Regions from separate parts of the Homo sapiens genome. Here region 2 is linked to region 1. Evidence: chromatin loops called from intact Hi-C (ENCODE). Cell type or tissue: CD14-positive monocyte. All regions are shown on one strand. Links, peaks and the distances in the headings refer to the core of each region. The heading gives the core; the rest is flanking DNA.

Region 1 (15,719 bases), core at 13,140-15,639:
AATCAATCACCCGAGGAGTATTTATTACCCAACTGAAGCCAGTACCTCCTGCTGATTTGCCCTGCCAGACGATGAGTGGAGGCAGGCTTGTGGTCAGAGCAGGGTGGAGATCTGAGAGGCGAAAGGCAGGTGTAGGGTGAGAGAAGGGGCAAGGCAGAGCTCTTCTTGAAAACTGTGAAGTTGCTATGCTTTTAGTGTTGAGCAGTGCTGGTGTGTACCCCCAGCTGGAGTCCTCCTCCACCCCAACCTTGACAGCAGCAGGAGATGGCTACTGAAGGGTCAGAGCCCTCCCGTGCCTGCCTGCCTGCCTGCCTGCCTTCAAAGCCTCATGGTTGGAGGTATAGAGGGGGCAGGTCTGTGTCTTCCATAAAGCTTAGTGGTTATAAATGTGGTGCCTGAGTCTGGGTTTGATTCTTGGCTCCATCCCACTAGCTTTGAGATTTTGATCAAGTTACTTAATCTATTTATGCCTTGGTTTTGTCATCTGTAAAATTGTAATAGTCAAAGTATTTCCCTCACAGGGTTGCAAGGGATTACACAGGACATGGCATATAATGTGTTTTGCACAGTGTGTAGTAGACACTAAGCACTGCACGAACATGCAGGGTCATTATCTACATATGTAATTCCTAATCCTACCTCAATCCTGCAACGTAGATGTATTAGTTAGAGAGAGGCTTGGCTGCTATAACAAAGGTTCAATTTGTCGATCGTTTAAACAAGACAGAAATTTATTTATCTCTAACATAACAATCCAGAGGTAGGCAGACCAGGACAGGGGTGGGGGATGTTCTATCATTTTCAAACTGCATTTTCCATCGTTGGGTTCAGTTTGCTGCTCCGGCTCCCATCATCGTATTGTAATTCTAGCCAGTAAGAAAGGGTTCCCTTTCCTCCTAGGGGTACCCTTCTATCATATAATATATATGTATATAACATTGCTGCTCAAATTTCATGGTCAAACTTAGTCATATGGCCATACTATCTGCAAAAGAAGCTGTGAAATATAATCTTGCATTCAGTTAAAATTGTAGTGGTTTACTAACAGCAGAAGAAGGGTAGAAGAGATATTGCTCTACTAGAGCTCACCCATCTGGCCATCCCACACAAAAAACACAGTTACTGCCCTTCAAAAGGAGGCAAGTCAGAGTTCCATCTGAGTACGGCACCCAGCTGAGAGTCCAGGCTATCTGAGGGGTGGGCAGTTCCTTCTTCCAGGTAGATGGACACCCTATGGTCTGGTGACCTAAAAACTAACAGGCAGGTGATTTGCACCTCCTACTCCCCACAGACAACAGTGGAGGAAGAAGAGGGTAAGCTCAATTAAAACACTGACTCATGCTGAGCACACTGCTACGCGCCTATAGTCCCAGCTACTGAGATAGGAGGATCATTGAGCCCAGGAGTTTGAGACTAGCGTGGACAACATAGTGAGACACTGTCTCAAAAAAAAAAATCCACTTGCAACTGAAAGAATGGCAAACACCCAGCAGCTGCTGGATCTTAATTATCAAATCTGGTTGGGCAGGAATGGCTAAGCCCTTTCCTGGCAGTGGAGTAAGTTCTTGGTCAGCACATTTGACCACCCCTGGTTCTGCTCTCTGGGAAGATCTCCCCTTTCCACTCTCCTATGTAGCCTCTGGCTTTTCCTGCTGGGAAGCTGTTGTTTATCCAATATCCTTTGTCCCACACTGGCAAACTTGTGCTTTCTGCAGTCCTTCCAGCCTTCACAGCCCTCTTCCTGCTGGTGCGGATTTGGAGGGCTGGGAATAAGGCAAGGGAAGGGGTGTCAAACCAGGCTTTGCTGATCAGGCTTATGGTTTCTTTGCCAATACAACACCCTCACAATCTTAGAAGCCTTCTGAGTGGCTCCATGTTTGAGTAACCACAGCCAATGGCCTCATGTAGACCTTATTTTTATGCTTGAACACTCTGGACTTGGTGTTCTTCCTACTCTCCTTTCTCTCAAACTGGTGGTGGCTATCTTGAGTCCATTTGAAAAAACATGCTTGGTGTGAAGGAAATTCTCTTACACTGATCTCTGTCCTCTGAGCCAGTTCCCACTGTCCAGTGAGCAGATGTCCTTGAGAAAGGCTGGGGACCACAGGAACAGCCCTGGCCAAGGCTGTCCTCCCAACTCCATTCTCCTCCACCCTCCCCATTGGCAGAGTAGGAACATTGAGGGTTGATGGAAAACACATGTAATAAACTCAGACAGAAATTCACCAGTCTGTTGTTGAGTGTCCACTCCAGGGCCAGGGCTGGGATGGAAGAGGCTGGAAGGAGGAGAGAAAGGGAGGGGCAGAGAGAGGAAAGCCGGAGCAGCTGGGTCAGCATTCCCAATCCGGACATTGACTCAGGCTCCGGGAATGCCAAGGAAGAGGGTGGCAGCTACTGGAGCCAGGCTGGGATCCTGTTGGCACCAGGGATGTAGGCACAGCACTCACAGAGGGTTGGGGGCTGGGACACCTGCACACCCAGGCATATCTCCCAACCACAGGTGGAAACAGATGTCTCTTCCCCTGCGGGGAGCTCTGAGTGCTCCCCACGCCTTCGAGGTGATTCTCACAGCTCTTCACCTGCCTGAAACACCCACTCCATCTCCTTCACCTGAGAGAGGGACACACTCCAGGGACTCAAATCTGGACATCTGGACATACACTAGCTGCTCTCCTGGACTACCCACAAACCCCTTGCCTCATCTCCAGCCTCTGAGCTGGCTGCAACTTGCCCTTTCTAACTCCAGCACCACCCTCTACTGAAATTAGAACAAGGAAGAAAGTTATGCTGATCTGCCTCCATGTTCCCTTCTTTGGTGCCTGATAAAGATGAGGGAGGCTCTTGGAATAGGGGCTCAGGACTCTGAGAGCCCAACTCTGCTCAATGACCATGTTCCCACATGCTCCAAGCCACATCCCCTCAAAAAGGGTCCCTCTAGCTTGTCCTCAGTGACCCAGGAGGCAGCTGAGGACCAAGTACCCAGATTATCCGGTGCGCCCCTTCCCTCCCAGCAACCCCCAGCCTTCAGGGCTGTAGCAGCTGAGCAAATGGGGGCCCCTCCCTCTCATTGCCTGACACCCAATCAGAGAGAAACCGATCCTGGCAGGGCAGGGTGCCCGGGGCCGGGCCCAGAATAGTGCAGCCCAGCCACAGTGTCGCACACTTGCTCTCAGTTGGTCTGGGGCTGGCCACATGGAGCCCGGGCTGGAGCACGCACTGCGCAGGGTATGGGGGTCCCAGGGGAGCCGGAGCCGGGGCAGCTGAGGCCAGAAGATTGAGCGCACGGGCTGTGAATGTGTGTGTGGGCGTGTGTGTCTTCTGGTGTGTGTTTGGTCTGGATTTTCTCGTGAATATGGGCATGTGCATGTTTGGGCATATGTATTGTGAGTGTGTGTGGTTCTGTGTGCCTGGGAGTGTTTGGATGTGTGTGTTTCTGTGTGTGTTTGTGTATGGCTGCATGTCTGTGTATGGCGTGTGTCTGAGCGTGTGTATTGGTGTGCATGGGTGTGTAGGCGTGTGTTCAGGGAGAAGGGGTTTGGGAATGTAAGGCACTTTCCCCACTCCTTCAGAAACTCTTCTCCCCACAGACCCCTTCCTGGAGCAGCCTTGGGGGTTCTGAGCATCAAGGTAGGGAGAATGCCCCCTCCCTGGGGCCTAACCTCTTCCCCCACCTCCTTGTCCCCCACTTTTCTGGGACCCCAATTCCCTCCCAGCCTGGCTTTTATCTTCCTCCTTTTGGTCTTTCTTCCTCATTGTTCTTCCTCCTTTCCCCAGGTGTGTTTCCCTCACCTCCAATTTCCTCTTTTCAGAAGTGACTTTCCCACTTACTTGCTGTGTGATTTGCAGCAAATTGCTTAACCTCTCTGAATTTCTGGTCCCTCACTAGCAAAATAGGGATGATAATAATGCCTGCTTTATAAGGCTGCTGTAAGTTTTAAATGAGAAATATGTTGGAGAAAAGCCCATTGGAAGCTTGCAAATCCTAAAGATTATGAATAACATTTGAATTGATTTTGATGCATTACTCCCTATTAACCAAACAGGCCCCATTCCCCTTCCAGAGATGAGCTTCCTAGAGCAAGAAAACAGCAGCTCATGGCCATCACCAGCTGTGACCAGCAGCTCAGAAAGAATCCGTGGGAAACGGAGGGCCAAAGCCTTGAGATGGACAAGGCAGAAGTCGGTGGAGGAAGGGGAGCCACCAGGTCAGGGGGAAGGTGAGGCCAAGGCCAGTTCTGGGGAGGTGGGAGCCAGGGGAGTGGGAAATCCCAGAGGAGCCTGGGTCTGGTCTCTACCTCAGGTCCCTCCATAACACAGAGTTGGACCCAACCTTCATCTTGTGGCCTCAGTCTCCCTACATAGTAGAGAACAAGGCACTGCAGTGCCAGAGGCCAGCATGGCCAACTCAGAAAGATGGGACAGAGCCACTACCTGGGGCGACTCTCAGGTCAGCCCCTCACCTGCAAATAGGGCCACAGCATCCAGGCTTCCCACTGCTGCTGTGAGATGAATGGCGACAGCAGATGAGAACGTGCTTTGGAAGATGGAGTTACTGTCCTCTTCCCCTCCTCCCCCAAACAGGTCCCCGGTCCAGGCCAGCTGCTGAGTCCACCGGGCTGGAGGCCACATTCCCCAAGACCACACCCTTGGCTCAAGCTGATCCTGCCGGGGTGGGCACTCCACCAACAGGGTGGGACTGCCTCCCCTCTGACTGTACAGCCTCAGCTGCAGGCTCCAGCACAGATGATGTGGAGCTGGCCACGGAGTTCCCAGCCACAGAGGCCTGGGAGTGTGAGCTAGAAGGCCTGCTGGAAGAGAGGCCTGCCCTGTGCCTGTCCCCGCAGGCCCCATTTCCCAAGCTGGGCTGGGATGACGAACTGCGGAAACCCGGCGCCCAGATCTACATGCGCTTCATGCAGGAGCACACCTGCTACGATGCCATGGCAACTAGCTCCAAGCTAGTCATCTTCGACACCATGCTGGAGGTGAGGCCACGGCTCTGCCCAACCTGTACTCACTCTCCATCCACACGGTGCTGCAGCCGCCACTCCCACCCTGCAGGATGCCCTGCTGAGCCAGGTGCCCCTGCAAGCCCCCTGAAAGGACTCCTTCTTAGCACTATGGAGGCCAGTTGGGGGAGGGACAGCTTCTACTCTCTGTTAGCACACGTAATTGTCATCACAGCTCTGCCACTTAGTAGCTGTAGGACCTTGAGTTACATTACCTTTCTTGTCTCTAAAATGGGGATCGAAATGCCTGCTGCACCCTACATAGTTCAGAGGATTCTTGGACTACCCAGTATAAAGCGTGAACAAAGTATGTGTAAGACATTGCAGAGGCCGGGCACGGTGGCTCATGTCTGTAATCCCAGCACTTTAGGAGGTCGAGGTGGGCAAATCACAAGGTCAGGAGTTCGAGACCGGCCTGACCAACATGGTGAAACCCCATCTCTACTAAAAAAAAAAATACAAAAAATTAGCCGGCCGTGGTGGTGGGCGCCTGTAATCCCAGCTACTTTGGAGGCTGAGGTAGGCGAATCACTTGAACCCAGGAGGCAGAGGTTGCAGTGAGCCGAGATCGTGCCACTGCACTCCAGCCCGGGAGACAGTGCGAAATTCCATGTCAAAAAAAAAAAAAGGCATCACAGAGTGACTTAGAAAAAAGAGTAGGGGACTCTCTTGGTAACAGAAAAAATAATGAGCTCTGGCACCTGCTCTTCCATTAGGCTTAGCTATAAATGTCTATAATCTTATTCTTATCATTGTTATGCAGTGCAGTGTTTCCCAAAACACGGTGTATGTATTGTCCATAGCATGCATTTTGATTCTAATGGTTCGTGAAAAAATATGTCTATTTCAGTAGCTTTATATTTGTTTTAGGCTGTGTTAAAAAAATATAACCAGCATGTGCAGATAGTACTGCTTAGGACGGGGCACAAAATGAGTCAATATAAAATTTATCTACAAAAAAAGTATGTAAATATGCAAGTGTTATGTAAATAACTATGCCTCCGGTACTTAGTCTATCAAAAACTAGACTGTGTCTGTACACACATACCCTCCAAATGGAAACATGAACTTAGAATTTCTCACTCCCTGGTGTGCCAGGTGAGGGGCTCATGGTCTCAGGCCACAGCCTTATCTATGTACATGTCCCCAGCAACGATCATGTCTAGCGTGTACTGTGACATGAGGAAGACAGGCCAGCTGGTGTAGAGGAGGGTCCAGGAGAAGGCCCCATGGAAGAACCCTGGGTGGGACAGGGAGGGGACAGCAGGCAGATGGGAGGTGCGCACTGAGGGGCAGAGAGGGGGGTGAGGGTCTCTCGGGACCCACCCTTGACTGTTCTCCCTGGCCCCTCAGATCAAGAAGGCCTTCTTTGCTCTGGTGGCCAACGGTGTGCGGGCAGCCCCTCTATGGGACAGCAAGAAGCAGAGCTTTGTGGGTGAGGAGAGGCTGGGGAGGTGAAGGGAGATGGAGGAGGTGAGGGGGAGATCTTGTACGGTTGTTCTGGGGCTGATCTCTGATATACCACAAGCTTGGCTTCAGGCCAAGCCCAGCCAGGGGCCAGGGTGGAGGAAAGTCCATCCGGAGTCTGCATGGCCAGCTGGGAGACCCTGGGGCTCAATTTCCCCATCTGTGGAGCCGCTATGACCAGCTGACACCTTTCACCTCCGCTACTGCATGGCCCTGTGCCATAGGTGCTAGGGAGCAAATGGGGGGAGGCAGGAGAGAAAGAGCCCCACTTCTCAGGCCTGGGGGGCTGCCCCACTGTCCTGTTCCCACAGTCCCCACTGTGTCTCAGCACAAGGACACTGGCAGGGTGGGGAGGGGATCTGACCCTCAACCTGCCTTCCACCCAAAGGCCCCGGGCTGACCTCCTCCCCGCCCCTCCCTGCAGGGATGCTGACCATCACTGACTTCATCCTGGTGCTGCATCGCTACTACAGGTCCCCCCTGGTGAGGAGTGGGCTGGGAATCTTATGGGCACCCAGAGGGGCGGGGGCGGAGGGGAGTCCTCCTGGAGCCTGGTGCCCTAGAAGCCCACGTCTTTCTGACTTCTGGAGTCCTGTCGATGTCTCTAGGTCCAGATCTATGAGATTGAACAACATAAGATTGAGACCTGGAGGGGTGAGTGGGGAGAGGAACCCGGAAAGGGCTGTTGGTGATGGTGGGCCAGGGCTTAAGGTGGAGGATGGGCAGTGGGGATGTCCTGGAGTGAACAGGGGAGGGACAATAGGAGCCTCGGGTGCCTGACGGAAGGGAAGCTGCCTGGGACTGCAAGGTGAGGCAGGTGACCGGCTCCCCTGGCCTGACTCTGGCTCTTTCTGCAGAGATCTACCTGCAAGGCTGCTTCAAGCCTCTGGTCTCCATCTCTCCTAATGATAGGTGGGTGTCTCTGCTCATTCACCTGAGCCTCCTCCTCCCACAGTCCCCTTCCCCAGTCCCACTCAGCTCTGAACTCACCTCTTCATCCTAGGCGGCACACAGACAAGGGAGCCTTGGTGCCCTGCCCTCCTTTTTAGGGGCCTGGGATGGAGGTTGTCTCTCCCTAGGCTGCCCCGAGGCTCACTGCTCCCATCTCTGCAGCCTGTTTGAAGCTGTCTACACCCTCATCAAGAACCGGATCCATCGCCTGCCTGTTCTTGACCCGGTGTCAGGCAACGTACTCCACATCCTCACACACAAACGCCTGCTCAAGTTCCTGCACATCTTTGTAAGCCTGGGCCCAGGTGGGAGGAAGGGGGAGACCTGGGCAGGTGATCAGAGGGCCTGAGGAGTCTTCAGCCCTAGCAGTCGTGGGGAAGAGCTGGGAGCCCTCTTGAAGCTGCTGGATCCCTGATCTCCACCTGGTCCCCATCCTAACCAGGGTTCCCTGCTGCCCCGGCCCTCCTTCCTCTACCGCACTATCCAAGATTTGGGCATCGGCACATTCCGAGACTTGGCTGTGGTGCTGGAGACAGCACCCATCCTGACTGCACTGGACATCTTTGTGGACCGGCGTGTGTCTGCACTGCCTGTGGTCAACGAATGTGGTACCCACCCCCAGGATGAGAGGCTCGGGCTGGGCTGGGGCCTGGGAGAACCTGGTGGGGAGAATATGGGAAGGGCAGGGTTTCTCATGCCATCCCTGTGGGGGGTACAGGATGGACTGGGGATTAGAAGTCTCCGTCTACTCTGAGACTTGGGCAAGTTGCTTAGCCTCTCTGTGCCTCAGTTTCCTCCTTTGTGAAATGGGATTCTTCACAACACTCATCTTTCTGACTTCACAGGAGGATTTAAAAGGTTATGTGCATGAAAATGGGCATAGCGAGAGGAAGCAGCAGATTTTAGTTTCAGTTCATCTTAAAATGGAGCCGGACACGTGGTGCATGGCTGTAATGCCAGCCCTTTGAGAGAGGCCAGAGCGAGAAGGTCGCTTGAGGCCAGGAGTTTGAGTTTACATACAGTGACACTCCAACCTGGGCAACAGAGCAAGACCCTGTCTCTAAAATAATAATAACGAAATAATAAAATTTAAAAAATTAAATGTGCCATGGGACCTCGGGCCCCCAGCCAGCCCTCAATTTCCTACACTGAAAAAGGGCTGCAGAAATGACAAGATTATTTCTTTGGTTGAATGATGGCTATGAAATATTTCAAAGCTAAAATCACCATAATTAAGATAGATATCAAGAAGTGTTTTCAATTTATTTTTGATTATAAAAAACTTCAAATGTATAGAAATGGTAGAAAGAAATTGCATAATGAACCACCTATATCCATTGCCTAGATTAACTACTGTTACTATATTGCCATAACCAGTTCATCTTTTTCTCTGAAGTAATTCAAAGTAAATTACAGACATCATGTCATTTCACCCCTAAACACTTTAGTCTGCACTTCTTAAAACAAGTGTATTTTTGGCCAGGGGCGGTGGCTCATGCCTGTAATCCCAGCACTTTGGGAGGCCAAGGTGGGCGGATCACGAGGTCAAGAGATCGAGACTATCCTGGCCAATATGATGAAACCCCATCTCTACTAAAACTACAAAAAAAAATTAGCTGGGCATGGTGGCGCACACCTCTAGTCCCAGCTACTTAGGAGGCTGAGGTAGGAGAATCGGTTGAACCTGGGAGGCAGAGGTTGCAGTGAGCCAAGATCGCGCCACTGTACTCCAGCCTGGCAACAGAGCGAGACTCCAAAAAAAAAAAAAAAAAGTGCATTTTATACCACCAAACAAAACCATGAATAATTCATATTATTGTCTGACATCCAATCCTTATTCTCACTTCTCCATTTCCTCAAGAATGTTGGGTATTTTGGGTGTTGTTTTGGGATGGAGTCTCCCTCTGTCACTCAGGCTAAAGTGCAGTGGTGCCATCTCGGCTCACTGCAACCTCTGCCTCCCGAGTTCAAGTGATTCTTGTGCCTCAGCCTCCTGAGTAGCTGGGATTACAGGCAAATGACACCACGCCCAGCTAATTTTTGGGGGGTATTTTTAGTAGAGATGAGGTTTCACCATATAGGCCAGGCCAGTCTCCAACTCCTGACCTCAAGTGATCCACCTGTCTTGGCCTCCCAAAGTGTTGGGATTACAGGCATGAGCCACCGCGACCGGCCAAGAATTTTTTTTTTTTTTTTTTTTGAGACAGAGTCTTGCTCTGTCGCCTGGGCTAGAATGCAATGGTGCAATCTTGGCTCACTGCAACCTCCACCTCCCAGATTCAAGCAATTCTCCTGCCTCAGCCGCCCAAATAGCTGGGTTTACAGGTGCGTGCCATCACACCTGGCTAATTTTTTGTATCTTTAGTAGAGATGGGGTTTCACTATGTTGGCCAGGCTGGTTTTGAACTCCTGACCTTGTGATCCACCCACCTCGGCCTCCCAAGGGAATGTATTTTTCATAGTTGATGTGTTCAAAACAGGATCCAATTGAAGTCCATGGTTTACATTCGTGTCTTTTGTTCCTTAAATCTCTTTAAATCTATAACAGCTCCATTCCCCCTAAATTGTTATGACGTGGGTGAGTTGAAAAGCCTGGGTCAGTTGTCCTATAGGATACCCCACATCCAGATTTGTCTGTTTGCTTTCTAGAGCTGGCCTTTACTTTGTTCTCTATTCCTGGGTTTCCTGTAAACTGAAATTATATCTAAAGGCTTGAAGAGATTTGGGCAATAAATTCGAGGCTAGACTATTTTGTAGGTGGTGCCATGTTACTCACACTGCATTTCCTCAGGATGCTCAATGTCAGGCTGTCTCACTCTGGGATGCTAAGTTTGATCCTTGGGTTCTGGTAGTGGCACCCTGATGCAAATAGCCCTAGGCCCTCTACACAGCACCCCGGTTCTGACCGGAGCCTCTTCCCTGTCTTTCTCCCCCCACCCCCCACAACCACCCTCTGCAGGTCAGGTCGTGGGCCTCTATTCCCGCTTTGATGTGATTGTAAGTGTCGCTGGAAAGGTGGGATGCTGCAGGGAGGCTAAGGGTGTGGGGATGGGTGGGGGGCCTCTGTGGACCAGGGGGACCTTGACAAGTATGCAGGGGTTGACATCTGTAGGGTAGGAGCCCAGGCAAGGGGGTGACTAGGAGCCATACTTCTCTCTCTGCCCCAGCACCTGGCTGCCCAGCAAACCTACAACCACCTGGACATGAGTGTGGGAGAAGCCCTGAGGCAGAGGACACTATGTCTGGAGGGAGTCCTTTCCTGCCAGCCCCACGAGAGCTTGGGGGAAGTGATCGACAGGATTGCTCGGGAGCAGGTACCGTGTGCCCTCCATTCATGCCCCCAACACATATAGCCCAGTCCTTCTCATGCACGGCTCCAGCCATCCCTGAACATCGGGCACCTGGCCTATCCTTCCATTTCATGACCAACTCCTGGTGCCCACACTGGCCTGCACCTGGTCCTGTCCATGGGGCCCTTATGCCAGGGGTCACTGCCAACTGATCACCTTAGGCCGGTCACACCATCCCTAACTGGTTTCTAGGAGACGCTCTCTCCCTCAGTCATGTTGGGTTGTTTCCCCTGATTCTTGGCACCAACCTCAGTAGCTGCTGTAGCCCCATGGCTCTGCCCCCTCACTGAACATTGCGGACCCACAGGTACACAGGCTGGTGCTAGTGGACGAGACCCAGCATCTCTTGGGCGTGGTCTCCCTCTCCGACATCCTTCAGGCACTGGTGCTCAGCCCTGCTGGCATCGATGCCCTCGGGGCCTGAGAAGATCTGAGTCCTCAATCCCAAGCCACCTGCACACCTGGAAGCCAATGAAGGGAACTGGAGAACTCAGCCTTCATCTTCCCCCACCCCCATTTGCTGGTTCAGCTATGATTCAGGTAGGCTCTGCCCTGGGCCATGACACCAGCCTCTTAGTCTTCCTGATTTCCTGGATCTCAGATTGGGACACCCTGAGGATGGGAGTGGCCAAGCTCAAAGCTGAGCAGCCCTGTGAAAACTGCAAGTGTAAGGACTCACAGGTCCCCACTTTGTCCCATTTTCAGCTGAGGTCATGGAGACTGTCCTAGAAGGGAGGGACAAAGCCCCGGCTAAAAGCTAAGGCTGCGATGTGACTTCAGACACTCTGGGAAGATTTACTTGTTCCCTCACAATTCAATTTCCACCTGCTGGAAATCCCCTTAGAAGGAAGCAAGCTATATCAACATTTGTTGGATGGAATTTCCATCCCCAGTAAGAACTAAAGCTTAAAGGAAGGAGCTTCTACCTACGTGCTCATCTCAGGAAATGTGACATGATCTCAGACTCTTTCCTGGTCACACGTTTGCTAGGGGCTTGCAGAGGATGGGCACAGATTCCATCTACTCACCATGGCTGGCAAGGGTCCCCTGTTGGAAAGGCCGCTGTCCCTCCTATGTGGTCACCATCTTCCCTTTTCTTTTCCCCACAGGCTTCTTCAGCCCTCCCAAATTGCCCTTGCCCTACCTGTGCTCCCAGAAGCCCTCGGGCATGCCCAGTGCACCATGGGATGATGAAATTAAGGAGAACAGCTGAGTCAAGCTTGGAGGTCCCTGAACCAGAGGCACTAGGATTACCCCAGGGCCATCTGTGCTCCATGCCCGCCCATCCCCTTGCCGCCTGACTGGGTCGGATGGCCCCAGTGGGTTTAGTCAGGGCTTCTGGATTCCTCGGTTTCTGGGCTACCTATGGCTTCAGCCTTCAGCTCCTGGGAGTCCCAGCTGTTGTTCCCAGCAACGTCGCCACTGCCCTCCTACTCTCCAGGCTTTGTCATTTCAAGGCTGCTGAAATGCTGCATTTCAGGGGCCACCATGGAGCAGCCGTTATTTATAGAACTGCCTGTTGGAGGTGGGGAGTCCTCCCTCCATTCTTGTCCAGAAAACTCCTTAGCTCTCGCAGTGAGCCATGTTCTTAGTCTCCAGGGATGGATGGCCTTGTATATGGACCCCTGAGAATGAGCAATTGAGAAAACAAAACAAAAGGAACAATCCATGAACTTAGATTTTATTGGTTTCACTCAAAATGCTGCAGTCATTTGACCTGAACTTGTGGCAAGAGACTTGTGCTTTCTAAATTCAAAGACTAGAAGGAAAATGGATAAAAATCACAAGTGCCGTTTCTCTTGCAATGTAGCGCTATTCTACTGAAATTTCTTTCTTCTCTTTTCTTTACAAAATCATAAAGAAAAAATTAATTCATTACTTATATAGTAGGTACAACTCAGCCTACAAACTCTAATCTGCAAGAAGCATAACTTTATTTTTCTAACACAGAATGTAATTTCTATTAGGAACCCCGTTTCAGCAGGTGGTAGAAATTAATCTCAGTCAATTCAAAGTCTCCCCCTGACCTTTTCCTGGGGTTAAGCTCGGTCGGGTGGGGGTGTGGCTTTAAGTCATGTAAGACTCTGTTCCTCGGCTATCATCATCCGTCCATGCTCGCACCTGCCTGGACATCCCCTCCCCATCTGGTCATCAGTTGGTCATGCAAGGTCTGCCAGGGGCTCCTTCACTTCCACAAAGCCTATTTGGGGACCTGTGGCTTGGAGCATGTGGAAGATTCTAGCTCCTGGCCCTGCACACCCTCTGGCTTCAGGAAGCTCAGTAATTCTGTTCCAGGCCAACTGCTAAGATAGACAGCCCAGTCCCTTGTTCCGCTCTGTGGCTTGCTGTTTTCCCAGGCTCTACCCAGGAAGCGTGTGGGTTCTTCTACCCAGTGCTTGCCTACACTTATCACCTCCAAACCTATATGGAGTATTTGTCATACTTTCCCCCTCTTTAGCCGCAACCTCCTTCTCAGGGTCCTTTTCTCAAGAATTCCAGAAATGTCAACATTCGCCTTGCTCCCCAAGCCCTGCCAACCTATGGAATCTTGACCAGTGGGGGAGAGAGGAGGCTTTTATTCTTTAACCCATCATATATTCTTCCAAATGCACTGTAAGTGTCCTGAGTTCTTGCCACCCACCTTCAGAATCAAGCTTTTAAAATTCCAAAGCCAAGGCTCGCTTCTGCTATGTCACCTTCCCTGTGGCAACGGGCACCACATGTCTGGCTGTCCAGAGAAGGGGGAGATTACTGTCTCTAAAACATGACCCCTTCCCCTTACCTCACAGAGCGAGAAGGCAGAGGCTTTGTACTGAATTGGTTGGACCATAAATGAAGATGTTCCCTCACTAGACATTTTGCCAAAACCTGAGGGTCAGTGCTGGCTCTGCTGTGGTCCCGCCCAGGGAAGGTCCAGGGTCTTGGGCTCAAGGGAGAGGATTGGAGTTGGGTGATGGTTGGGTCTGGGCCCAGAGAGGATCTCTCCAGTGACAGTGTTCCTGGGGAGCCTAGGGCTCTGGGATCTTGTAACAGGTCAGTCCTTTGAGGCTGTGCCTCTGGGTGGCTCTGCTCTGTGGGACCTTCTCTGTAAGGGCACATGCCACCCTCCCTGCCTCAGACCCCTCCTTTGGTCACAGCCCGGCCCTTGCAGCCATGATGGCTGCTAGAAAAGAGTCACGGAGTTTCCACCGGGGCTGCGGCGGCTGCTTCTTCCACTCCAGCTCTGAATCGAAGACGTGCCCTGTGTGCAGCCCGCTGTGCCGCCCACTCTGTTCCTGCATGTGAACTTGGGGCGGGACTGGTTTTCCAGGCACTGCTGCCTCCGTGCCCCCAGCCCCTCCTCAGACCTCTGCGGGCCTCTCTGGGTTTCTGTAGCTTCCTTCGCTTTCCCGTCTCTCTTCTCACAACCCCTTCAGAGCTCTCCACCATGGATGTGCATCAGGATCACCAAAGAAGCCTTACAAAATGCAGATTCCAGGGCTCCATTCCATACTAATTTCCTCATTTGGGGGTGGGAACTGAGCAACTGTGTTTATTTTCTATAAATGCTAGAGACTTATGACTAATAGCACATGATGAACATGAGACTGGGCTGAGAAATGAGGATGCCCCATGCTCATAGCTAGTCAATCATTTGTCATATGATGGAGTCTAGCTATTATTTAATTAGGCCTAGGGTCTCCGAAAAGCAATGGCTAAGGGTAGTGGCGCAACATAGATGTATGACTCATTACCATTCTCACCACCCTTCTCCCAGACCTCCTTAAATGCAGAAGTGTTCATTAAAATATCCTGCATGTTCCTTTCATGACAATTGCCCAAGTTTTTATTTGATATGCATATTAAAACTGGAGTCATAAATAATGACCTGGAAACAAACTCCTATTACCAAGCCAAAATGCACTCAGAGCTAAAACTTTTATAGAACCTGGGCATGTAGATAGCCAGGCAACACTGGGTACCCTGTCTATTTTTATTTACAAGAGTGCCGCCTTGGCCAGGCGTGGTGGCTCATGCCTGTAATCCCAGCACTTTGGGAGGCCGAGGCGGGTGGATCACCTGAGGTCAGGAGTTCGAGGCTCAGCCTGGGCAGCATGGTGAAACCCCGTCTCCACTAAAAATACAAAAAATTAGCCGGGTGTTGTAGCGGGCGCCTACAATCCCAACTACTCGGGAGGCTGAGGCAGGAGCATTGCTTGAACCTAGGAGTCGGAGGTTGCAGTGAGCCGAGATCGCGCCATTGCACTCCAGCCTGGGCGACAAGAGTGAAACTCCATCTAAAAAAAAAAAAAAGACCAGGTGCAGTGGCTCGCTCCTGTAATCCCAGCACTTTGGGAGGGCGAGGTGGGCAGATCACGAGGTCAGGAGATCGAGACCATCCTGGCTAACACGGTGAAACCCTGTCTCTACTAAAAATAGAAACAATTAGCCAGGCATGGTGGCGGAGGCCTGTAGTCCCAGCTACTCGGGAGGCTGAGGCAGGAGAATGGTATGAACCCAGGAGGCGGAGGTTGCAGTGAGCCGAGATCGTGCCACTGCACTCCAGCCTGGGCGAAACTGTGAGACTCTGTCTCAAAAAAAAAAAAAAGAGTGCCGCCTTGTTTAAGAAGACAAGTTGTTTTCTTAAAGTCTTACCGGAAAATATGGATCTGAATTTGGCCAACAATTTCAAATTAGCTGGGGTAGGAGTAACACGATGTGCATGGCCTTTTCAGCCAAATGTCTATCTGCTGTGCGGAACCAACAATCCTTAATCCGCTGTTGTTCTTTCTTTATAGAGGAAGGTTGGGGTTGGCTCTCGGGGAGCCTCACTGTGGCATCTGTTCATGGTGATGCTTGGGGGCCCTGAGCTCCTGAGAGTCTCGGGGCCTGGAACTGTGCCCCATCACTGGCCACTGATGAATTCTGTGCCAACCCTCAAACCAGGGCTGATGTGTTTCTC
Region 2 (15,719 bases), core at 7,136-9,635, 93 kb after region 1:
ATTCGTGGCCAGGTGCAATGGCTCACACCTGTAATCCCAGCACTTTAGGAGGCTGAGGCAGGCAGATCACTTGAGCTCAGGAGTTTGAGACCATACTGGGCAACATCGCAAAACCCCGTCTCTACAAAAAATACAAAAATCAGCCAGGTATGGTGGCGCATGCCTGTGGTCCCAGCTACCTGGGAAGCTGAGGTATGAAAAACGCTTGAGCATGGAAGGTGGAAGTTGCAGCAAACCAAGATAGCACCACTGCTCTCCAGCCTGGGTGACAGAGTGAGACCCTGTCTCACAAAAAAAAAAAAAAAAAAAAAAAGGCTGGGCACGGTGGCTACATCTGTAATCCCAGCACTTTGGGAGGCCAAGGCAGGTGGATCACGAGGTCAGGAGTTCAAGACCAGCCTGGCCAGCATGGTGAAACGCTCTCTACTAAAAATACAAAAATTAGCCATGCACGGAGGAGGGTGCCTGTAATCCCAGCTACTTGGGAGCCTGAGGCAGGAGAATCGCTTGACCTCGGGAGGCGGAGGTTGCAGTGAGCCGAGATCGCGCCATCGCACTCCAGCCTGGGTGACAGAGTGAGACTCTGTCTCAAAAAAAAAAAAAGGAGTCATTTGTCTGGGATAATTCTGAATGGAATCCTGACATTCTCATCAAGTGTGTTTTCAGAGTAGCTAGAGGGAAGGAATTTGCAGAGAGGTTTTGTTTTGTTTTGAGGGTCTTGCTCTGTCACCCAAACTGGAATGCAGTGGCACAAACATGGCTCACTGCAGCCTCAGACTCCTGGACTCAAATGATCCTCCCCCTTCAGCCTCCCAAATAGCTGGGACCACAGGCATGCATCACCACACACAGTTGATTTTTTTAAATTTTTTTATTAAGATAGGGAGTGGCGGTATCTCACTATGCTGCCCAGGCTGGTCTCGACTCCTGGCCTCAAGCGATCCTCCTCTCTCAGCCTCCCAATAAACTGGGATTACAAGCCTGAGCCACTGAACCCAGCCCTAGGAGAGATGGTTTTTTCGCTTAAGTTATATTTAAAATGCAAAAATGGGGAGAGTACCTTGTATTCTGATTAACAGTGTAATGGCCAAGGAAGAACTAAGATTCCTGTCTACAGCCACGAATGAATACCACCAACAAACACTGCAGAAGCCATGGGATATCGCCCTCTTTACCTGCAAAGGCTGACCTACATGGACTCTTTCTCAAGGGGAGTACAAAAAATCACAATGCAGCACTGCCAATATTCAAAATGATAATGAGCTAAAAACAGCATAAATGCTAAAACTGGATTTTGAGGCCAGTCACCTCAAAATGAGGTTACAGAAAATGGACCACCACACAAATCCAAACTATGGAAATACCGTGCTTGGAACAATTACAGCGTGTGTTTGTGGTAGAGAAGCATAGAGACAAAGGGAAAAGTCAAATCCTGCCATTCACTTTACGAGACTACAAGCACGCATGCATGTGTATTAAGTACACTCAAAATAATTCATAATCCCGTCACTTAATCCTCTTTCGGGAAGCCACATTTTCCCCACCAATGCAACACAACAGACATACCAAAGTGGTAGGAGAATGCCTAGGGAAATGAAAACTCAGGCTGGTCCCCCTGAAAAACAGCCCCACTATTGATTCCCACGTGCATCATGCTAGCTCAGCTCTTCATTCCCTTACAAGTGCTGTTCCTGGAGCCCTTTCTTCTTCTTCACCCAACTTAAAAAATCAGCTGCAACATGACCTAGGCAGTCTTCCCTGACTCCTGAGTTTGAACAGGATGCCTCACCTCTGCGCATGCCACCATCACTGCTCACAGAACATTAGCTTCAACAATGAACTAACTCATCACACTAGGAGCAAGGAGCACATTCTCCTCCAGCTGATGTCCCCAACACAGTGACTGATACACAGGAAGTGCTCAATATTCTGTTGAGTAAACAAACTGGAAAAGCACAGTAAATGAAGGGGAAACAAACTTGAATACTAGTTTGGGCACCTAATGAATGTCTGGTACCATGCTAGGCATTTTATCCATATTATCTCATTTAATCCTAAAAAAAACCTTACATTCAGTTTACTGATGATGAATCCAAGACTCAGAAAAGTTAAGTAACTTTCCTATAATTAAATAACCAATAAGTAGCAGTGCCTAGATTAAAACTCAAATCTGTCTGAGTCTACAATGCCTATTAAACAGAATGAAACACATATTTAGACTCCATCCCCTCCATTATCTTTAATCTTTAGGTACCAGACAAAAGCCAGGTTGGAAACACTCCTCCATGTTTATACCAAGGCCCTTTGTGGAAAGTCCCTAAAAGCACATCACTGACTTCTCATCAACACCACAGCCAATCCCACTCTCCCTTGTAGCCACAGGCACTCACTGCACAACACTTCCTTTTGCACACACATTGCTCAATGTTTGCCTTGCTACATCCCACCACATGAACCCTCAGTGCCAAGCACATGAACACAAATAGCCCAACACCCAGCTGGCTTGGCTTTTAATCCAAAAGAGGAAGAGGGAGGACAAGGATACATGCCTACCCTCCTCAGAAGCTGCAGGTGGCCTGCTCCCAGACAAAGTGTTAAACAACACACCTGGGCAGGTACTAGAGTAGAGTGGATTCTCTTCTCTCTAAGGTATTCCAGATCTCATATCTCTGCAATGGTCATTTCCCACTTCTTGTCTCCTCTCATAGTCCCTATATGGTTTGCATTTGTGTCCCCACCAAATCTCATGTTGAGTTGTAATCCCCAATGTTGGAGGAGGTGACTGGATCATGGAGGCGGATTTCCCCCTTGCTGTTCTCATGATAGTGAGTTCTCATGAGATCTGGTTGTTTAAAAGTGTGTAGCACCACCCTGCTTTCTCTCTCTCCTGCTCTGGCCATGTGAAGACGTGCCTGCTTCCCCTTCCGCCACAACTGAATGTTTCCTGAGGCCTCCGCAGCCATGCTACCCATACAGCCTGCAGAACCATGAGCCAATTAAACCTCTTTTCTTTATAAATCACCCAGTCTCAGGTATTTCTTTATAGCAGTACGAGAACGAACTAATACAGTCCCCATGATGTGTAGTATAGCAAGTTGGATAAGGGCCACTGTCTTCCTAAAGAAATATGTCTGGACTCAAGGGCCAAGCAGGTGAGAGGATGTTTCTGTAACTCTCTTTCTGGGAAATAGCTCCAAAGTTAGTAAGAGATATCCAAGGTTGGATAAGATGGCTGTGTTAGGAATTACCAAGCAAAGACAAATTTGTTGCATCAGATACTCTGCAGAGAGTAACTTCAAGAATGCCAAGTAAACAGTATCACTCACGACAGTATCACATACAAATGCTCCAACCTAGTTTCAGTGTTTGAGGTTCAGAAGTAGTGTCACGTTAAGACAGGGAAATGATGGTTGCTAAAAACAACTTCCTTCCTTCTCCTTATAGAGATTCCTGATGAGATCAAAACCTCAAATGGTTGGGAGGCAGAGGCCTAACTAAAGCATTCAGGCAGCTTGGGTCCCAGACCCCCAATCACTGCCACAGGTCATCTTTTCCCGCATCCTGCCCACTGCCCTACAGGAATGCAAGTGACAAACTTTAAAAAGCTTCTGAAGACCCAAAATCTAAGAAGTGAAGGAAGTGAGAACCTTGTTTTAAAAGCTAACATAGTGAGTTCTGCCATAAAGTCAAAGTCCAGAGAGGCAAATAATGTCTGGCACCCAGACCCTACCGACAGCACATACTCGAAGGGCAATTTTCAGCAAAGTCATCAAGCCCATTCCCTGTGATATACTCTGCCCTCCTACGATGACACCTGGAAGACCTTTCTCCCAGTGTCCCTTATATTTCTAAGTGTACTGTGATAATGCACACTTTGTGTATATGTGCGCCTCTAGGATCCAAAAGGCAGACTGCTCATCTCCCAGGAAGTATTTTAGGAAGAAACATCAAAAGAAAGACAACAGGAGAAAAGGTATTTACATATGTAGAAGGCTATGTACTGGCTACTACTGGAAGCCCATTTCAAAAACTCCCAACTTAAACAAATCTAAACTTATAAAGAGTAATTGCTGACTATGTAAATTATAAAGGATTAACTACATATTTATACTACTTAAAGATAGCTCAAGACATTCATACTTACTCTCTGTTACTAAGTCCAAAGGATCTACCATCAGCTGACCCTCCAATCAGCAGCTTGCAAGGAACTTACTTTAGGGGCCAATAAATTGACCTCACCTGAAAAATGATATTTTGAATAATCTAACATTTTATGGAGCAATGATCTAATGTGTTTCTTGTTCCTACACAGGATCCCTAGGGAACAGGAGGGCTTAAGGGGCAAACAGGGTATAAACACTAAGCTATAGCAGGCAGAGTTCAAGTTTAGAAGAAAACAAGCCTATTTCTGTAGCTAAATTCCTCAATCTAGGTCCTCCTCACAGCCAGGCTGCATGAGCAGCTACGGCCTTGTGGTGACTCATGACAATCAGAGCACTGATCAGTAGTGAATCACATGCAACTCTGAAACCGCACAGCTGGAATGTTCAGGGAAAGACAAGAGAAAGGAAGTACCATACCCCGACTGAAGTTGTGGGAGGTGAAGTTTAAAAATTCGCATAAAGCACACAAAAAGCACAGTGGCTCCCAGTAAACGTTTGCAGCAAGGTAGTTACAACTCTCATTCTCACTGGCACCAAATGATCTATCTCCCCTCTGCCCCTTCATAAGCTGTGATGAAGGCAGAAAAATACAAGGAATAGGCAACAATTATTCCACTACAAAACTTCAGCGAGGACAAGCAATGTTCTTTTGTAAAACAGAACCGTCTTGTTATTTGGGAGCTTTTGTGAAATTTTTTTTTTTTTTGGAAACAGAGTCTCACTCTGTTGCCCACGCTGGAGTGTAGTGGTACAATCTTGGCTCACTGCAACCTCTGCCTCCCGGGTTCAAGTGATTCTCCTGCCTCAGCCTTCCAAGTAGCTGGGATTACAGGCACCCGCCACGACGCCTGGCTAATTTTTGTATTTTTAGTAGAGATGGGGTTTCACTATGTTGACTAGGCTGGCCTCGAACTCCTGACCTCAAGTGATCCACCCACCTCGGCCTCTCAAAGTGCTGGGATTACAGGTGTGAGCCACCGTGCCCAGCCAATTCTTTTTTTTTTTTTAGACAAGGTCTCCCTCTGTCACCAAGGCTGGAGTGCAGCGGTGTAGTCATAACTCACTGCAGCCTAGGACTCCTGGGCTCAAACCATCTGCCCACCTCAGTCTCCTGAGTAGCTAGGACTACCAGTATACACCACCATGCCTAGCTAATTTTTTACTTTATTTTATTTTTATAGCAATAGAGTTCCACTATGTTGCCCAGGCTGGTCTCAAACTCTGTCCTCAAATGATCCTCCTGCCTTGGCCTCCCAAAGCTCTGGGATTATAGGCATGAGCCACCACACCCGGCATGGTGGTGCACACCTGTAACAGATAGTATTTTAAATACTATCTGTTAATAAAAGCAGCCAGAGCTCCTTGAAAAATGGCTGATTCCAAGGTTGGGGCAGGGAGAGCAGGAGATGGGAATGGAATATTTTGTGCTGCCAAAAAGTAAGGAAGTGGTCAAAATTTGATAGAGACATGTCAAAAGACCATAGATACAGCTAACATCATACTTAATAGTCAATTATGAGATGCTTTTCCTCTGAGATTAGGAATAAGACAAGGATGTCCACTCTCTCCATTTCTTTTTTATTTTATTTATTTATTTATTTATTTACTTTGAGACAGCGTCTCGCTCTGTTGCCCAGGCTGGAGTGCAGTGGCATGATCTCAGCTCACTGCAACCTCCCCCTCCCAGGTTCAAGTGGTTGTTCTGCCTCAGCCTCCCGAGTAGCTGGGGCTACAGGCACGCGCCACCACACCCAGCTAATTTTTTTTCTTTTTTTTTTTTTTTTTTTTTTTTTTTTTTTTTTTTTTGGATTTTTAGTAAAGATGGGGTTTCACCATATTGGCCAGGCTGGTCTCAAACTCCTGACCTCGTGATCTGCCCACCTCGGCCTCCCAAAGTACTGGGATTACAGGCATGAGCCACCATGCCTAACCTCCATTTCTATTAGACCCTATACTAGAAATTCTAAGCAGTTTGACATGGCAAGAAAAAGAAATCAAAGATACACAGATTGGAAAGGAAGAAGTAAAACTGTCATTATTTGTAGGACATATGATCTTGTACATAGAAAATCCTGGCTGGGCACATTGGCTCACGCCTGTAATCCCAATACTTTAGGAAGATGAAATAGAAGGATCACTTAAGACCATGAGTTTGAGAACAGCCTGAGCAATATAGGGAGACATTATCTCTACAAAAAATTTTAAAAATTAGCACAAGCCTGTAGTCCCAGCTACTGAGGAGGCTGAAGTGGGAGGATCACTTGAGCCTGGGAGGTCGAAGCTGCAATGTGCCATGATCACACCACTGAACTTCAGCCTGGGTGACAGAATAAGATCCTGTTTTTTTTTTTTTTGTTTTTTTTTTTTTTAAAAAGAGAGAGAAAAGAAAATCCTAAAACATTTATCAAATAAAAAATCCTACTAGAACTAATAACCAAGTTTAGTAAGGTCACAGAATACACAATCAATACACGAAAGTTAGTTTTAGTTCTACATACTAGCAACAAACAAACAACATGTAAAAATGAAATACACAATTCCATTCACAACAGCACCAAAAAGAATAAAGTATCTAAGAATAGGGACTTCTGGTTCCAAAATGGCAGTGTAGAAGCAAGCTGGCTTCACTCTTCCTCACAGAAAACCAAACACAAATACACAGCACCAAGATTATCACCAGTAAAATCCCAGAACTCAAGTATGAAGAGGAGACCGTTCCTGGGACCACAGAGAAGGGAAAAAATTCTGACAAGGTGGTAAGAAAACTGGACTTCCACATCTGCAGCATCCCCTCCCTCAATCTTCCTGGGACCAAGGACATAGAAAACCTGCCCCCAACTCACAATTTCTAAAGTGGAAAAAGTGATATCAAGATAGACAACCAGGTTGGGCGCAGTGGCTCACGTCTGTAATCCCAGCACTTTGGGAGGCCGAGGCAGACGGATCACCTGAGGCCAGGAGTTCGAGACCAGCCTGGCCAACATGGCGAAACCCCGTCTCTACTAAAAATATAAAAAATTAACCGGGCATGGTGGTGGGCATCCATAATCCCAGCTACTTGGGAGGCTGAGGCAGGAGCATCTCTTGAACCTGGGAGGTGGAGGCTACAGTGAGCCGAGATCATGCCATTGCATTCCAGCCTGGGCAACAAGAACAAAACTATGCCCCCCCCCGCCAAAAAAAAAAAAAAAAAAAATAGACCACCAGCTTCCCTGTCCATGCCTCAACCCACAGAAAGCATCAAGAGTGCCTGAAGAGAGAAACATCCCTAAAGACAGACAGAAACAAAGCAAGGTGGGACTACCATATTCAGCCCTGGACTCTCTGCTCTGTAACTCAGCCAAAGGAGATACCAAATCAGAGTGGCTGTTCAGCAGCACTTCTCTCTATAGGAGGTATGTTCTACAGGTCTCCTGGGCACAAATCCCTAGTCAGCCTTCCCACATTGCCAGGATATTCCTTTTGGGACCTCTACCATTTGGGACCTCCTCCATTTGCGAAGGGCAGTGCTCCAAAGCAGGGTCCCCAACTCTTGGGCCACAGATTGGTACTGGTCCATGGCCTGTTAGGAAACCAGGCCACACAGCAGGAGCTGAGCATTGGGCAAGCGGGCATTACCACTTAGGTAAGCATTACCACCTGAGATCCACCTCCTATAGGCTCAGCGGCAACATTAGATTCTCATAGGAGCGCTCACCCTATTATGAACTGCCCATGTAAGGGATCTAGGTTGCATGCTTCTTATGAGAATCTAATGCCTGATGATCTGTCACTATCTTCCATCACCCCCAGATGGGACCATCTAGTTTCAGGAAAACAAGCCCAGGGCTCCCACTGATTCTACATTATGGTGAGTTATATAATTATTTCATTATATATTACAATGTATTTACAGAAATAGAGTGCACAAAAAATTTAATGTGCTTGAATCATCCCCAAACCATCGCCTCCCCCACCCACCCACCCCAGTCAGTGGAAAAATTGTCTTCCACAAAACTGGTCTCTGGGGCCAAAAAGGTTGGGGAACACTGCGCTAAAGCCAAGACAAACCTGGGGCCAAGATGCCATCTAGTGTTGAAAAAGAGGTAGTGACCTAGTGATTTAAAAAAAAGATAAGTCAACAGGTTAAGTTACAAAAAATCTCTAAACAAACATATCCAATAACAAGCCAGACAGAGAAGACTGGAATAAATAATCCTTCAGTGTAAAGACATACACATATATCCACAAGAAATAACAGCAAACAGAGAACTATGACAAAGCAAGAAATGGACAAAGCAAGAAAACAGTGACTAACTCTAATGAGGCAGTAATACATGAGCTCTCTAACCAGGAACTCAGAATAGCAGGGTTTTTTTGTTTGTTTTTTTTTGAGACAGAGTCTCACTTTGTCTGTCGCCCAGGCTGGAGTGCAGTGGTGTGAACTTGGCTCACTGCAAGCTCCACCTCCTGGGTTCACACCATTATCCTGCCTCAGCCTCAGCCTCCTGAGTAGCTGGGACTACAGGCGCCCGCCACCATGCCCAGCTAATTTTTTTATTTTTAGCAAAGACAGGGTTTCACCGTGTTAGCCAGGATGATCTCGATCTCCTGACCTTGTGATCCACCCCCCTTGGCCTCCCAAACAAAATAGCAGTTATAAGGAAACTTGGTGATCTCCAAGATAACACAGAAAAGCAAATTCAGAAATTTATCAGAGAAATTTAACAAAGAGATTGTTAATAATAATTTTTAAAACAAATCTTAGAACTGAGAAATAAATTTGCTTACCTGAAAAATTTACTAGAGGCTCTCAACAGCACAATGGATCAAGCAGAGGAAAATATCAGTGAGCTTGAAGACAGTCTATCTGAAAATACACAAAGGAGAAAAAAGAAAACAGAATGAAAAGCAACAAAGATAACCTATAAGATACAGAAAACTACCTCAAAAGACCAAATCTAACAATTACTGGTATTCAAGAGGGAGCTAAACAAGCTACAGGGGTGGCTTACTAAAAGAAATTAGCAGTCTGGGCACAGTGGCTCACACCTGTAATCCCAGCACTTTGGGAGGCCGAGGTGGGTGGATCATTTGAGGTCTGGAGCTTGAGACCTGCCTGACCAACATGGTGAAACCCCATCTCTATTAAAAGTACAAAAATTAGCCAGCATGGTGGTGCACACCTGTAATCCCAGCTACAGGCTACAGGAGGCTGAGGCAGGACAATCACTTGAACCCGGGAGGCAAAGGTTGCAGTGAGCTGAGATTGCATCACTACACTCCAGCCTGGGCGACAGACTGAGACTCCATCTCAAAAAAAAAAGAAAGAAAGAAACTAGTTACTGGTCTATAAGAAATTTCACAAAAGAGGCCAGGCGTGGTGGCTCACGCCTATAATCCCAGCACTTTGGGAGGCTGAGGCAGGTGGATCACTTGAGGCCAGGAGTTCGAGACCAGCCTGGCCAAGACAGTGAAACCCCATTTCTACTAAAACCAGAAAAAATTAGCTGGATGTGGTGGCACACGCCTGTAATCCCAGCTATTTATGAGGCTGAGGCATAAGAATCGCTTGAACCCGGGAGGCAGAGGTTGCAGTGAGCTGAGATCGTGCCACTGCACTCCAGCCTGGGCCTGACAGACTGAGACTCTGTCTCGGAAAAAAAATAAACAACAGAAAACTTTTCAAAACTTGAGAGAGATACATATATCCAAGTCCAAGAAGATCAGGGAACACCAAACAGATTCAACCCAAATAAGACTACCCCTAGGCATATAATAATTAAACCTCTCAAGGTTCAAGGGCAAACAATATTTTAAAAGGAGCAAGAGAAAAGAAGCAAATACATATAAGGGAGCTCCAATTCATCTGGCAACAAAATTCTCCTCGGAAATTATCCAAGTGAGAGAGTGAAACATTTCAAACTGCTGAAAAAAACTACCCTCCAAGAATACTGTATCCAGCAAAACTACCCTTCAAATATGAGAGATAGTCTTTCCCAGATAAACAAAAGCTGAAAGAATTCACTACCACCAGACCCGTCTTAAAAGTAATGCTAAAGATAGTTCTTCAATTTGAAGGGGAAAAAAAAATTAACATGCAAAAAGAAAACATTTGAAGGCATAAAATCCACTAGTAAAATTAGGTAAATGGACAAACTCAAACAGTCTAATACCCTAATTATGATATGCAATCTAATCATAACTCTAGTATGAAGCCCAAAAGACAAACTTGTCAAAAATAATAATAGCTACAGCAACTTCTTAAGAAATAGGCAAATAAGGCTGGGCATGGTGGCTCACATCTGTAATCCCAGCACCTTGGGAGGCTGAGGCGGGCAGACCACTTGAGGCCAGGAGTTCAAGACCAGCCTGGCCAACACGGTGAAACCCCATCTCTACTAAAAATACAAAAATTAGCCAGGTGTGGTGGCATGTGCCTATAATCCCAGCTACTTGGGAGGCTGAGGCAGGAGAATTGCTTGAACCCAGGAGGTGGAGGTTGCGGTGAGCCGAGATCACGCCACTACACCCCAGCATGGACGACAGCGTAAGACTTTGTCTCCAAAAAAAAAAGGCAATATAAAAAATATGTAAATTGAGACACAAATAGTTAAAACGCATGGAGGACAGAGTTAAAGTGTAGAATGTTTTTATGGTTCTTTATTTGTTCACTTCTATTTTTTGGAGTTCAAGACCAACCTGGGAAACATAGTGAGATCCTATCTCTACAAAAAAAAAACCATAAAAAATTAGCTAGGCATGATGGCACATGCCTGTAATCCCAGCTACTTGGGAGGCTAAGGTAGGAAAAGCGCTTGAGCCCAGGAGATGGAGGCTGTGGTGAGCTGTGAATACACCACTGCATTCCACGCTAGGGGACACAGCAAGATTCTGTCTCAAACAAAAAAAGTTATCATCTCTTAAAATGACTTGTTCTAGGGTGGGCGCAGTGGCTCATGCTTGCACTTTGGGAGGCCAAGGTGGGAGGATCGTTTGAGCCCAGGAGTTCAAGACCAGCCTGGGAAACATAGCAAGACCCATCTTTACAAATAATAATAAAAAATAAAAATTAGCTGGGTGTGGTGGCATGTGCCTATGGTCCCAGCTAGTCGGGGAGCTGAAGTAGAAGGATCGCCTGAGCCCAAGAAGTCGAGACTGCAGTGAGCCATGATCACGCCACTGCACTCCAGCCTGGATGACAGAGTGAAACCCTGTCTCAATAAAAAATAAAATACGAAAATAAAATAAGTATAAGCTGTTTTTTATAAGTCTCACAATAACCACAGATAACCACAAAAACCTGTAATAAATCCACTAAAAATAAAAAGCAATTAATTAAACCATACTACTAGAAAAAAACTACAAAAACAGTAAGAAAGAGGAGTTACAAAGAAACCACAAATCAAGCAGCAAAATGGCAGTAGTAAGTCCTTACTTATCAATAACAACACTGAATGTAAATGGACTATGAATAAAGGAAATGTGGTATATATACACAATGGAATATTATGGAGCCATAAACAAAGAATGAACTCCCATCATTTGCAGCAACATGTATGGAACTAGAGGTCATTATATAAAGTAAAATAAGCCAAGCACAGAAAGACAAATACGGCATGTTCTCACTCATAAGTGGGAGTTTAAAAAAGTGGATTTCAGAATATAGAGAACAGATTGGTGGTTAACAGAGGCCAGGAAGAGTAGGGGGAAGGGTAGGCCTGTTTCAGGTAATGGAGCAAGAAGTAAGTCCATTTGCTTGAGTCATTCACTGTTAAAATCTATTTCTACCAGTATAATTTCAAAGAAAAGTTGAAGTTGATTGGTGTGCTACCTGCCTTCTGGTCTGAGGAAAACCAAACTTCCCTTTAAGTAGTAATGAGGTTTAAAAAAATTTTTTTTTAATTTTGCAATTATCTCAGACTTGCAAAAAGTTACAAAAATAGTACAAAGAATTCCTGTTTACTCTTTCCCCAGATTCATCAAATGTTAATACTTTACCACACTTGTTTTATTATTCATTCATATTCTCTCTCACATATATCTCTGTGTGAACTGGTTTTTGAAATGTTTGAGCATAAGTTGCAGACATGATACCCCTTTGCATCTGAATACTTCCTAAAAACTTCCTAAATGTTTGCTAAAACCAGGATATTCTCTTATATTCAAAAAATTAGCATTGATAATACTATAAACTATATTACTATTATCTAATACACAGATCTTATCCAAATATTGCCAACTGTCCCATCAATGTCCTTTATCTGGCCCAGGATCACAAGTTGTATTCACCTTCATATCTTTTTAGTCTCCTTTAATCTGTAATAGTTCCTCAGCCTTTATTTTTCTTTAATGAGCTTGACACTTCTGAAGAATACAGACCAGTTATTCTAAAGAATGAAACTCAATTTGGCCTTGTCTGAAGTGATGATATATCCTTAGTTGCATCTTATGATGAGGCCCATGTCAATTTGTACTATTACTAATGATGATATTATGTGCTTCATGATATGATGCACTTAAGGATATATCATCACTTCTGCAATTTCCAAACAAAAATGCATCATCTTGAATGTGTATTTGCACCCATTAATCAACCTCTCTCAATGGCCAGTGAATTTGTAAACTCTGGCTCAAGGGGAGTTCAAGGGAAGGCATATTACTCAAGCCTGGCAGATAAAGTTTAATGGAAGCACTTTCTCTAGGACCCATCAACATACAAGCTGGTAGGAGGTCTCCAATACTTAGAGGGAAAATGCTATTTAAATGTGATTCTGTGTAAAACCTCACATCCCAATAAAACACAAGTCCTTGTTGTGCCCTCAACTGAGAAAACAGTTGCTGTCAGCACCCAGCTGAGAAACAGGAACCTAGAGGCTGAGATAAGGATTTTAGGGCTAGAGTCAAAGAAACAAGGAGGGCACTGTGGCAAGCTCAAGGGTTCTATAACCACTGTTATTCAAAAGAAAAGAACATGTTATCTGTTAATCTCCTTGAAAGTAAGGTGGGAATGTCAGATTCTAACCAAGTCATGCTAGGGGAAAGTGAGAGAAGAACAGATCAATCACATTCCCCTCTTGTCCAATTAATCTTTCAGAGTCAGGGCCAAGAAATAAGCTGTAATTGCACAAAGAAGACTTCAATAAAAAATATTCAGGCAGAAGGAGCTTAGTCCCTGGACAGGCCTCCATACAACACAGAAACTCCCGACATGCCTGTCATAATGATGCTTTCACCCTGACCTCAGCAGATCTTCAATTCCACTTAATCCATCAACAAGTCCTTCCAGCTTCAAATATATGTCTTTGAATCTGGCTATTCTTCCCCATTTCCACTGTCATTACCTTAGTCAAGCTACCATCATCTCTCAACTGCTGATTTACTGGCTTCTATATCATCTATTTTCCAGACAGTGGCTACTTTTTCAAAACACAGTACTCTTTTTAAAACACAGCTTAAGATCATCTGATGGCTTCCAGGACTATGTGATCTGATTCCTGACTCTCTGACCTTATCCAGAGCCACTCTTCCTCTCATGAGGAACGTTCCCACCTCTGGATCTTTGTGGTTTCCTCTGAAACACTCAGATCTTTGAATGGCTGGCTTAGTTCTTTCACTCAGTATTCAACTAAAAAGGCCTTCCTTGTCAATCCTATCTAATATTGTCCTACCCCAATCATTCCCTATTTCATTACCTTGTTTTATTCCCTCCATTTCATTCCTCCACTATCTAAAATTATTATATATTTATATTTCCTTACACTTGGCTCAAAAAAAAAAAAGATGAACAAAGAAGCTGGTAATTTTTTTAAAAACTACCAATGAGGTTGGAAACAGACAAAGATGACTTATCTGTGTATACCTTTTCCTACAATTTTAATTTCTTTTTGTTTGTTTGAGACCAGGTCACTTGGTCACCAAGGTTTGACCTCCTGGGCTCATGGTCCTCCTATCTCACCCTCCCAAGGAGCTGGAACTACTGGTGTGTTCCACCGCACCCAGCTAACTTTTTTATTTTTTGTAGAGATAAGGTCTTGCTATCTTGCCAGGGCTAGTCTCAAACTCCTGGGCTCAAGCGATTCTCCCACCTCAGCTTCCCAAAGTGCTGGGACTGCAGACATGAACCCCTACACCTGGCCCTAATTTTAACTTCTGAGTTTTTTAATTTTTTTTTTTAAATAGAGACAGAGTCTCACTATGTTGCCCCAGTTGGTCTCGAATTCCTGCCCTCAAGTGATCCTCTTGCCTCAGCCTCTCAAAAGTGCTGAGATTACAGGTATGAGCCACTGGGCCTGGCTATTTTAAAATAAAAACCTCAATTATTTATGCATTTCTTTGCTATCTGTCTATCTTCCAGAATGAAAGCTTTGAGCACAGGGACTTTTTCACAGAGCTTATGTATCCAGCCCTAGAATGGTAATCAGGGCTCATTAAATATTTGCTGAATAAACAAATGCATCTACAACAGCTATGACCAGCTAAGGGGGAAAAAACTTTTTTCACTCCCTTACATAGTCACTCTTAACACAGTACAGAATATTTCACCTCTGGTCATCAAAATGTGTGAGGCACACACACCAAGGAATGCTCCAGAGGCCACCAGCTGGATATCCTATAATTCAATTCTGACACTATTTACCTAAAGATAGCATCAGATCTCACAGGTTAAGGGCTCAGTACCACAAGGCTGCTTCCACTTCAGATTCCAATTGCAAGGCACAGGTTGTGACCTGTGCTTCTGATTGATTTGCTATAAATTGGTGTTCCCTGGCCAGGCGCGGTGACGCACACCTGTAATCCCAACACCTTGGGTGGGGCGAATCGCTTGAGCCCAGGAGTTCAAAATTAGCCTGGGCCACATGGCAGAACCCCACCTCTTAATTAATTAATTAATTAATTAATTGGGGGTAAATTGAGGTTCCCAAAACCCCCCCATGGGGTTTGATCAATTTGTTAGAACAACTCACAGAACTCAGGGAAACACTTCACTTACATTTACCTATTTATTACAAAGGATACAGATGAACAGCCACATGGAAGAGATACATGATGCATAGGGCAAGGGATGGGGAAAAGGGCTTGGAGCTTCCGTGCTGTTACCGGGAGTGCCAGGTACATTCATGTGCTCAACAATCCAAACCCTGTCCTTTTGGGTTTTTATGCAGGTTTCATTAATAGGCATGACTGAATAAATCACTGGCCATTGGTAGTCAGCTCAATCTTTGGCTCCACTCCCCTTCCCAGAAGGTGGGGGATGGAACTGAAAGTTCCAACCCTCTAATCACATGGTTGGTTCTCTCGGCAATCAGCCTCCCATCTTGAGGCTATTCAGGAGTCCCCAGCTATCAATCATCTCATTAGCATATAAAAAGACACTTATCACTTACAAGTTCTGAAGGTTTTAGGAGCCAGGAACCAGGGGCACACCCCAATTATGTATTTCTTTCTTTTTTTTTTTTTTTTTGAGACCGGAGTCTCACTGTGTTGCCCAGGCTGGAGTGCAATGGTACGATCTCGGCTCGCTGCAACCTCTGCCTCCCGCGTTCATGCAATTCTCCCGCCTCAGCCTCCCGAATA

The links. Hi-C counts contacts between places; a loop is a spot of excess contacts. Peaks named below come from ENCODE experiments on the same cell type or tissue, not always from the same donor. Only the 100,000 strongest peaks of a DNase experiment are listed, where the experiment ranks them.
Region 2: it touches region 1 in a loop (2.7-fold over the local background); 14 of 110 quality-filtered maps call a loop at or near these places.

What each region holds. Positions count from the first base shown.
Region 1 is chr2:218,819,244-218,834,962 of GRCh38, reverse strand. PRKAG3 (protein kinase AMP-activated non-catalytic subunit gamma 3) reads left to right here and starts at 3,160. Exons shown (of 14, transcript NM_017431.4): 1 at 3,160-3,225; 2 at 3,588-3,627; 3 at 4,062-4,217; 4 at 4,582-4,985; 5 at 6,363-6,444; 6 at 6,901-6,959; 7 at 7,085-7,130; 8 at 7,334-7,388; 9 at 7,590-7,716; 10 at 7,870-8,035; 11 at 10,387-10,424; 12 at 10,595-10,741; 13 at 11,085-11,317; 14 at 11,887-12,655. The coding sequence starts at 3,193. The coding sequence ends at 11,201. It overlaps MIR9500 (microRNA 9500), which reads right to left and starts at 11,873; the gene lies at 11,809-11,873. RefSeq lists an enhancer at 10,902-12,101. In CD14-positive monocyte, for the core only: no CTCF peak of the experiment used is centred there; a DNase peak (open chromatin) is centred at 14,372; H3K27ac peaks cover 1,882 bases.
Region 2 is chr2:218,720,562-218,736,280 of GRCh38, reverse strand. TTLL4 (tubulin tyrosine ligase like 4) reads right to left here. Exons shown (of 20, transcript NM_014640.5): 2 at 8,934-9,012. Among named protein-coding and RNA genes, the nearest start is that of TTLL4, 18 kb to the right of the region's middle. In CD14-positive monocyte, for the core only: CTCF peaks have their summits at 8,034 and 8,240 (motif pointing left); a DNase peak (open chromatin) is centred at 8,200; H3K27ac peaks cover 607 bases.